Regions from separate parts of the Homo sapiens genome. Here all the other regions are linked to region 2. Evidence: chromatin contacts called from ENCODE Hi-C or POLR2A ChIA-PET data. All regions are on one chromosome and are shown on one strand. The core of a region is the stretch at or near the end of the contact, and the rest is flanking DNA. Distances in the headings are between cores, read along the strand shown.

What was found. Hi-C counts contacts between places; a loop is a spot of excess contacts on that map. ChIA-PET counts read pairs that join two places held with the same protein, here RNA polymerase II (POLR2A). Pooled maps may share reads with other maps.
Region 1: a map of ovary shows a loop between it and region 2 (3-fold over the local background). The contact joins the promoter of DRC12 here to the promoter of SLC37A4 in region 2. A Hi-C loop is called at or near these places in 3 of 168 maps with a recorded cell type or tissue (lower leg skin, naive thymus-derived CD4-positive, alpha-beta T cell and ovary), 3 of 37 single-sample maps with no recorded cell type and 12 of 50 pooled maps. POLR2A ChIA-PET finds 5 or more read pairs at or near these places in 5 of 52 experiments (H1, K562, PC-9 and 2 more).
Region 3: a loop to region 2 is called in a pooled map, with 4 times the contacts of the local background. The contact joins the enhancer-like site here to the promoter of SLC37A4 in region 2. A Hi-C loop is called at or near these places in 5 of 50 pooled maps. POLR2A ChIA-PET finds 5 or more read pairs at or near these places in 2 of 52 experiments (RWPE1 and T-cell).

The regions. Positions count from the first base shown.
Region 1 is chr11:119,194,545-119,197,244 of GRCh38, forward strand. DRC12 (dynein regulatory complex subunit 12 homolog) reads right to left here and starts at 1,297. Exons shown (of 7, transcript NM_001145018.3): 1 at 1,255-1,297; 2 at 880-955; 3 at 379-450. The coding sequence starts at 943.
Region 2 is chr11:119,029,627-119,032,326 of GRCh38, forward strand. SLC37A4 (solute carrier family 37 member 4) reads right to left here and starts at 1,251. Exons shown (of 10, transcript NM_001467.6): 1 at 1,223-1,251. RefSeq lists a silencer at 706-865.
Region 3 is chr11:119,258,675-119,261,374 of GRCh38, forward strand. The region is part of intron 2 of CBL (Cbl proto-oncogene); the gene reads left to right. Among named protein-coding and RNA genes, the nearest start is that of MIR6756, 53 kb to the right of the region's middle. RefSeq lists an enhancer at 1,944-2,003. Within about 2 kb of position 1,442, at least 4 of the 41 ENCODE cell types and tissues checked have a DNase peak (open chromatin) inside an H3K27ac peak, as active enhancers do.

The DNA.
Region 1 (2,700 bases), core at 47-2,546, 160 kb after region 2:
ATAAATAAATAAAGTAGCCAGGCATGGTGGTGTGCACCTGTAATACCAGCTACTCGGGAGGCTGAGGCGGGAAGATTGTTGCGGCCCAGGAGTTAGAGATTACAGTGGACTATGACCATACCACTGCACTCCAGCCCGGGCAATAGAGCAAAATTCTGTCAAAAAAACCAAAAAAAACAAAAAACAAACAAACAAAAAAAACACCTTCCTTTATCAACTCTCACTGCCCACCCTCTCTCATCATCTTTTTCCACTAGGGGATGGTTAGGGTCAACTTAACCCCCCACCATACCTCCAACTCTCCAATCCCCCAGGATACAGAAATGCCCCATTTCACTTCCCCTGTTGCCCACCCATGCCAGCTTCTACCCTCCTTACCCAAGTGGTCTCGGAGCAGCTCCTTCTCCAGCACCACCAGCCTGTGCCTGGACTCGGCCACCACATCTGCACCTGCGGTGGCAAGTGGCAGAGCCTCAGCTCTTCATGATCTCAGCATTCCTCACTCTGCTCACATCCTCACCCCACACCCTGCACTTTTGCCACAGCAGACCTGAGGACCACTAAATGAGGTATCCACAGTGGCAGAGTCTACTGAAGTCAGCACCGTGTCCTCACCGACCAGCACATAACAGATATGCAAAATACACATGACAAATATATTAGGAAGGCACAGAGCTAGATGGGGCTTAAAGGAGAGCGTGGGTGACCATTTCCCCACTTCCTCAGCTCCCTGGATCTGGCTGTGAGGACATGAAAGAGGTAGGTCAAGAGAGCTCCATCCTGTCCTGCAGAAGGCTGAATTCTCTCTGGAGGAGCTCTGCGTGGTCTTCATGGCAGAACATGGAGAAGCAGGGGGCACCTCCACCCACCATGACTCACCCCAGTTCTTTTTCTTCTTCTGTGCCCCAGATTTCTTCCCTTTTTCTTTGTTTTTAGGTGGCATCTCCTTGCTGTCCTGGGAGAAGGAGGGGACCTTATGTTTAGGTCTGGACACAGGGATGCTTTCCTGAGCTTTAGACTGAACCAGGAGACTCTCCTGAGTCCAAATTTGTCTCTCATATCCTTCAGAAAAGTCAGTTCACAGTCTCTTTGGAACCTCAGACAGGGTTGGGGTCAGTGGGGAGGATGGAGTTTTTTCTCTCAACCAGGCTGACTCTGTACAGAAGTCATTCCTTGCAACTCTCTTTTAGAGAAACGAAATCCCTGTACCTGCTCCCCTCCCTCTTCCCATCATCCTCAACCCTCACTTCCTACCTGTAGGATCCTCTCCTGCCAGCGTTGGGGCTCCCCGTGGAGTGACCCACTCGTGGGGAGTGGCAGAGAGAAGGCCCAACTAGCGAGGAGCCTGAGGCGGGGCCTGGGTCCTGGGAGCCAATCCTTGGTGGCAAATTTCTCTTGAGGGCAGGACTGAGGGCTGGAAGGTTGGGTTTCCAGAGGCTGTATGTTGTCCAGGCAACTGGGAAACATGGAGTTCACAGGAAGGTGGAATGGGCTAAATCAGCTCACAAAGTTTAAAATATCAAGGTCTCAAAGGGTCAGTTCTTTCCTTATCCCAAAATCCTAAGTATAGTTTGAAAAGAAAGGGCTTTGGAGGTCGATTAGTTATGATTCATTGCCATGTAGACATGGCCTGCAATTTGGAGACTTCCAAATTCAGATGTACACATCTGAGATAATATGTGGTGCTGATACAGAGGAAAAGGACTGACAGTAGCCATGTTGGACAACTGACATCCCGAGGTCCCACCAGCAAAATGACATTAGTAGGCTTAAAACTGAAGATCTAAGCTGGGGCGGTGGCTCGTGCCTATAATCCCAGCATTTTGAGAAGCTGAGGCAGGAGGATTACTTGAGGCCAGGAGTTCGAGACCAGCCTGGACAACACAGTGAGACCTCATTTCTACAAAAAAATTAAAAAATTAGCCTGGTGTGGTGGTGCACACCTGTAGTCTCAGCTACTTGGGAGGCTGAAGCAGGAGAATCACTTGAGCCTGGGAGGTTGAGGCAGCAGTGAGCTATGATTGCACCACTGCACTCCAGCCTGGATGACAGAGGGAGACCCTGTCTCAAACAAACAAAACTCCCAGACCACCGAAGATCCTCTTCAGTACACTGTAGAATGAGGGTAATAAGTGCAGGAATAGGTAGTCCAGGGAGTTTCCCACTTCAGAGAAATGAGACGCAGAGGAATAGTGGACCCATGGACTCTAGGGTACTGACCTAGAGGGATGCAAGTGTGGAGGAAAGAGCTCAGGTTAGAGACAAGACATGTGAGTTTGAGTCCCAACTGTGGATATGTAAACTGAGGCGAGCCATTTGACTTTGCTCAGCATCAGTTTCCTGATCTTTAATTGTTTGATTTTGCAGCTCTTGAAAAGCCTGTGTTTTAGCTGCGTGTTTACATGGCTATCTTCTCTCCTAGTGACTTAATCTATTGCTACATTTCCCCATTCCCTTGTGTGGTTGATTTTCAGACAGGTGTTGAGACATTGCTTTGTGAGGCTCCCTGTAGCATAGAGTTGGTTGGGGCTCCCTCTAGTGGACTTGTTTGACCTTCTCCTGAGTTTCCTACATTTTTGCTTTTAAATTATTTACTGGGCAACAGTGGGGGTGACTCCCTTTGGGGATACTTCTTAGCGTCCTGTTTGAGCCAGGAGTGGCTGGAAGAATTAACATTGGGGAGAGAGTATGATGGGTGGC
Region 2 (2,700 bases), core at 1-2,500:
CGGAAGGAGGCATGCCTGTGAGCCAGGCCAGCACCCTGTGTCCCCAGGATTTCTGCCTTTACCTCCTCTATCATGTCTGCTTGCCTGTGAAACCAGCTTTGATTAAAGGTTCAACCTAATTACTTTTGTCTGCCTGAGCCCAGGGGAGGCAGGGGTGGGATGAGCAGAGATGCCCTCTCTAGCCCTGCTCCCTCAGTCACAGAACCTTCTCATTCATTCACGGAAGGTTTATTAACTTACTAGTTGACAGGCACTGCACTTGGCACTATTAGTTTCTACACCCACTCACCACCACCGCACCAAAACACAAAGTCAGACACATACCCCGGCTACCCCACTTCTAAGCCTTCTAGAGAGGGCCTCAATCCGTGGAACTCTCAATACTTAGCACATAATAGATTTAATTGTTTCCTACAGTTGCCCCTTGTAATTCTGTGCAAGGGGGACCTCCCCAGTTCAGGTCCCACGGTGTCACACAGAAAGCCCCGCTAAGGGCTGAGGTCCTGATGGGGCCCCACAGAGCTACCTCTGGGTCCCCATTACCCTGCGACGTCAGTCTGGGCTTCCTTCGGGCTAGCTGGGGGCTGCAGGGTCTGGTTTCCAACCTGTGGGACGTTGGCAGGGGCCGCAAGCAGAGGGACTGGGCAGCTCGTGGGCGGGAAGGTGCCCCGGCGGGCTTCGGGCTGCAGGGCACAACCGTCCCGCCCAGGGCCCCGGCAACATGCCCCGGCTTTTCCGCTCAATTGGGAAAGCAACTGGAGCAGAAGGCGTAGGCGCACGCGGAGCGGGCGACCGCACGTATTCTCCCGGAGGCCCCGCGCTTCTGGCACCCAGAGGCTCAGCCTGGTAGGGGAGGGCCAGGCGGCGGGCGGGAGAGGAGGAGAGGCGGCGGGCGGCGAAGAGGCGGCGGGCTCGTGGCACCTGCCCAGCCCCGTGGGTCCTCACGCTACCCAGGACACGCTACTGTGCGGCTGGGAACCACGGGGGCCGGGGGTGCAGGAGCTGGAGAGGTGCGGAGACCACAGGACTGGCGCGATAGAAAGGGGTCTCGTGCTGGTGGTCAGGGACAGCGCCTCGGTGGCCCCAAGACCCATGAATTGTCTCTGGAACTGCAGGAACAGCTCCGGGTCGTATCGGAAGTTGGGGTTCGCCAACAATGGCTCCCCAAGACCTGAGATCCCCGCCCTCAGGTGACTCCCCTCCCCCGCATACCGCCTCCTACCTGAACAGAGGCGGGAGCCCGAATAGGACGGGGCGGGGCTAGCGAAGGCTGCGCAAGCGCGGCCGGCGGGGGCGTGGTCTTCGCCTGCTGCTTCGCTTGCCGGCCAGTGGAGTTCCCCGCCCCACATGCCGGGGACGTCGACTTACTCCCTCCCGCTGGTCACGCTGCTCCTTGGACGAACGAGCATAGCGCCCCTTAGGGGCTGGGCACGGCATGTCCAATTCTTAAGTGGTTGCATTCAACAAACCAGTTTTTAGTGAGTGCCCTCCTCTACAAAACACACCGAACACTAAGGTGATAATCATTGTTCCCAAGTTGCTCACAGTCTGGGAAAGGTGTTGTAGGAACACACAGTATTTTCTTTTTTTCTTTTTTTTTTTTTTTGAAACAGTCTCGCTCAGTCGCCCAGGCTGGAGTGCAGTGGCGCGATTTCGGCTCACTGCAAGCTCCTCCTCCCGGGTTCACACCATTCTCCTGCCTCAGCCTCCCGAGTAGCTGGGACTACGGGCGCCCACCACCACGCCCGGGTAATTTTTTGTATTTTTAGTAGAGACGGGGTTTCACCGTGTTTGCCAGGATGGTCTCGATCTCCTGACCTCGTGATCCGCTCACCTCGGCCTCCCAAAGTGCTGGGATTACAGGCGTGAGCCACCGCGCCCAGCCCACAATTTGGAATTTTAACTTGTGGTTAGATTGTTGGGGACAGAGACGGGGCCTGGAGTAAATATCAAATTCTAGTCCTAGACCCACAGCATTCTAACTGTATGACCTTGGTTAATCTCTATGAGCTCCCGTTTCCTACCAGCCTGGTAGATCATTGTGAAGACTCAACAGATGATTTAGATAAGAGCTCAGAAATTCTATAAGAGTTCTCAACAACAATGGTTTTCACTGATCCCAGTTAAGAGTTGTGAGGAGTAACAGTAGTGATGCTATTTTACAACAATGATGACTGTGTTCTCAGAAACAGAGCAAATGTTAACCCTGCCCATAGCTTCAACAGAAGGTAACATAGCCTAACAAAGTCCCCAACAGTCCCAATCAGCCAGCACTTCCCGACCTCTCCCCAATAGAAACGATATTATAAAAGCCTCAGCTTGTAAGCGATCAGGGTCTCAGCCAGACTCCTGACTGGAACTCCTTGCAGGCTTATTCCTGTGAATAAACCTGTTTGGCCGTTGAGTTGCCTCCTGTCTCTCGCTCTCTTCCCTTATATCTTCCTAACAAGAGTGGCTGAAGGAATTGTAAGTGTTCCAAAATTGAGAGCAAAGATCTTTTACTCCAGAGAAGATGGTCAGGGAAGGGAGGAGGAGGAGATGAGATAAAATAGGATGACAGGCCGGACGCGATGGCTCATGCTTGTAATCCCAGCACATTGGGAGGCCAAGGCGGGCAGATCACTTGAAGTCAGGAGTTCGAGACCAGCCTGGCCAACATGGTGAAACCCTGTCTCTACTAAAAATACCAAAATTAGCCAG
Region 3 (2,700 bases), core at 192-2,691, 230 kb after region 2:
ATAGCCTTAATAGTATAATTTGATGTTGGGTAATGTCATGCCTTTAGATTTGTTATTTCTGTTTAGGATTGCTTTGGCTTTTCAGGCTCTTTTTTGGTTCCGTATGAATTTTAGGATTGTTGCTTTTAATTCTTTAAAAAATGATGTGGGTATTTTGTTAAGAATTGCATTGAATCTATCGATTGCTTTGGGCAGTATGGTCATTTTCACGATACTGATTCTTCCAGTCCCTGAGCACGAGATGTGTTTCCATTTGTTTGTGTATTCTGTGATTTCTTTCAGCAGTGTTTTGTCATTCTCCTTGTAGAGATCTTTCATCTCCTTGGTTAAATATATTCCTAGGTTTTTATGTGTTGTTTTCTTTCAGCTATTGTAAAAGGGATTGAGTTCTTGATTTGATTCTCAGGTTGGTCATTGTTGATGTGTAGCAGTGCTGCTGACTTGTATACGTTGATTTCGTAACCTGAGACTTAACTGAATTCACTTATCAAATCTAGTTGTCTTTTGGAGGAGTCTTCGGGGTTTTTTTTAGGTATGTGATGATATTATTGGCAAAACAGAGATAGCTTGACTTCCTCTTCCAATTTGGGTGCCCTTTCTTTCTCTTGCCTAATTGCTGTGCCTGGGTAAGTTGGTAGTCTTATGTGGCTTTAAGTTTCTTGTATTCTGCTTAAGATACATTTGTGATTTTTTTCTCCCATGTATTGTTTATTCTTATGTTTTTCCCCATTTATTGAATATACCTCTGCTTATTTGACAATACTGAAATTTTGTGTATTTACTTATATATTAGAGCCACTATGCAAAAGTAAACAGTATTTACTAAATTTATGTGAATTTAGTAAACACAGTAAATACTATTTACTTTTGCATAGGGGCTCTAATGTTCAAGTTCCATATAAATATAAATATTTCTGGTGGGAGAATTATGATAGATACCACTGGATGGGTGTTAGAACTCCCCAAAATTGATAATTTTTGAGGTGCTAAGATACTAAATGTGTTTTCATCAAGCTTATATAAAAGATACTGAGAAACAAAGATTGGGTCTCAAAGAGATGGCATTAGTTTCTGCCTTAGGTGAGAACAACTAAAAAATTGGCATCGTTTTCTTATAAATATAGCTCATTTGGGACATGGATTGTATTTCCAAATACCTGTCACATGGATTTATTCTGCCTTTTGTAGGAGAAACCTGTAATATTGTTCTTTTGTATCCTTCCGATTCTATCTCACTTACCTCCACACTCTTCTCAAAGGGGGAAACTCAGTTTCAGCTTGATTATCTTGTACAAGGGCACTAGCAAATGGACCGTTCCATTCCCAGAGATGCCAACAATCTTACACAGATTATTCACAAATCTGTTTTCCCAAGCTACCTGCTAGTTATACTCATGTTAGTATCTTCCCACACTCAAAATACCTGAACACTGAATGTATCCTCTTCATCAGCAAACCAACTTCCTCTTTCATGTCCCGTTACTGAGTTAGTACTGTATAATGTAGTGAGTAGTGATGATGAGCATGGATTGATTATTGGCTTAGCTTCTTTTTTTTTTTTTCTTTTTCTTTTCTTTTCTTTTTTTTTGAGATGGAGTGTCACTCTGTCGTTCAGACTGGATTTAGTGGTGCAATCTCGGCTCACTGCAACCTCCACCTCCTGGGTTCAATCAATTCTCCTGCCTCAGCCTCCCGAGTAGCTGCGACTACAGGCACGTGCCATCACGCCTGGCTAATTTTTGTATTTTTAGTAGAGATGGGGTTTTACCATGTTGACCAGGCTGGTCGGCTCAGCTTCTTTATGCCTAAATTGTCTCATCTGTAAAATGGGGATAATATTGGAATCTGATGGGATTGTAAGTGAGAATTAGTTAAATAACAAAATACGTAAAGTGCCTGGTACTTAGTAAGCCCTTAAAAAACATTAGCTTTTACATTATTACCAATATATTATTGGTAATACCCTAGGTTTATCTCCTCTCTTACTCAGTCATACTCTTGATTTTACTGCTGCAGTCTGTCTCAAATCTGTCTTTATTTTACTGCCCCTGTTACTTTTCTATCTCAGGCTCCCATTACTTTTCTACTGCACTACTATGCTGATTGATCTCTCTGCTTTCGCAGTTTCTTCTTTCATTCACCTTCTACATTGCTATCATTTTCGGTCTTAAAATGATCAGATATCACTCCCCAGTCCCAGATCCTTAATGACTCCCCACTGCACTGCATTTGTATTTTCTTTCACTTTGGCAGTTAAATCTCTACTTTTTTTTTTTTTTTTTTTTAATGGAGGCAAAGTCTCCAGGCTGGACACTACAACCTCTGCTTCCCAGGTTCAAGCGATTCTGATGCCTCAGCTATCCGAGTAGCTGGGATTACAGGTGTGCGCCACCACGCCTGGCTAATTTTTTGTATTTTTAGTAGAGATGGGGTTTTGCCATGTTGGCCAGGCTGGTCTCGAACTCCTGACCTCAGGTGAGCCGTCTGCCTTGGCCTCCCAAAGTGCTAGGATTACAGGCGTGAGCCACCGCGCCTGGCCTCTAGATTCTTTTCCATGGAACATTTATTGAAGATTTCTCTAGTTTTTGTCCCTTTTAATAGTCTTATATTCGGACAGAGAACATTCCATGTTCTTTCTCAAGTTTTGCAAAGCTTAGTATTAGCTACTCTGTTTATTTGTTCAGGGAAATGCTATGTTTA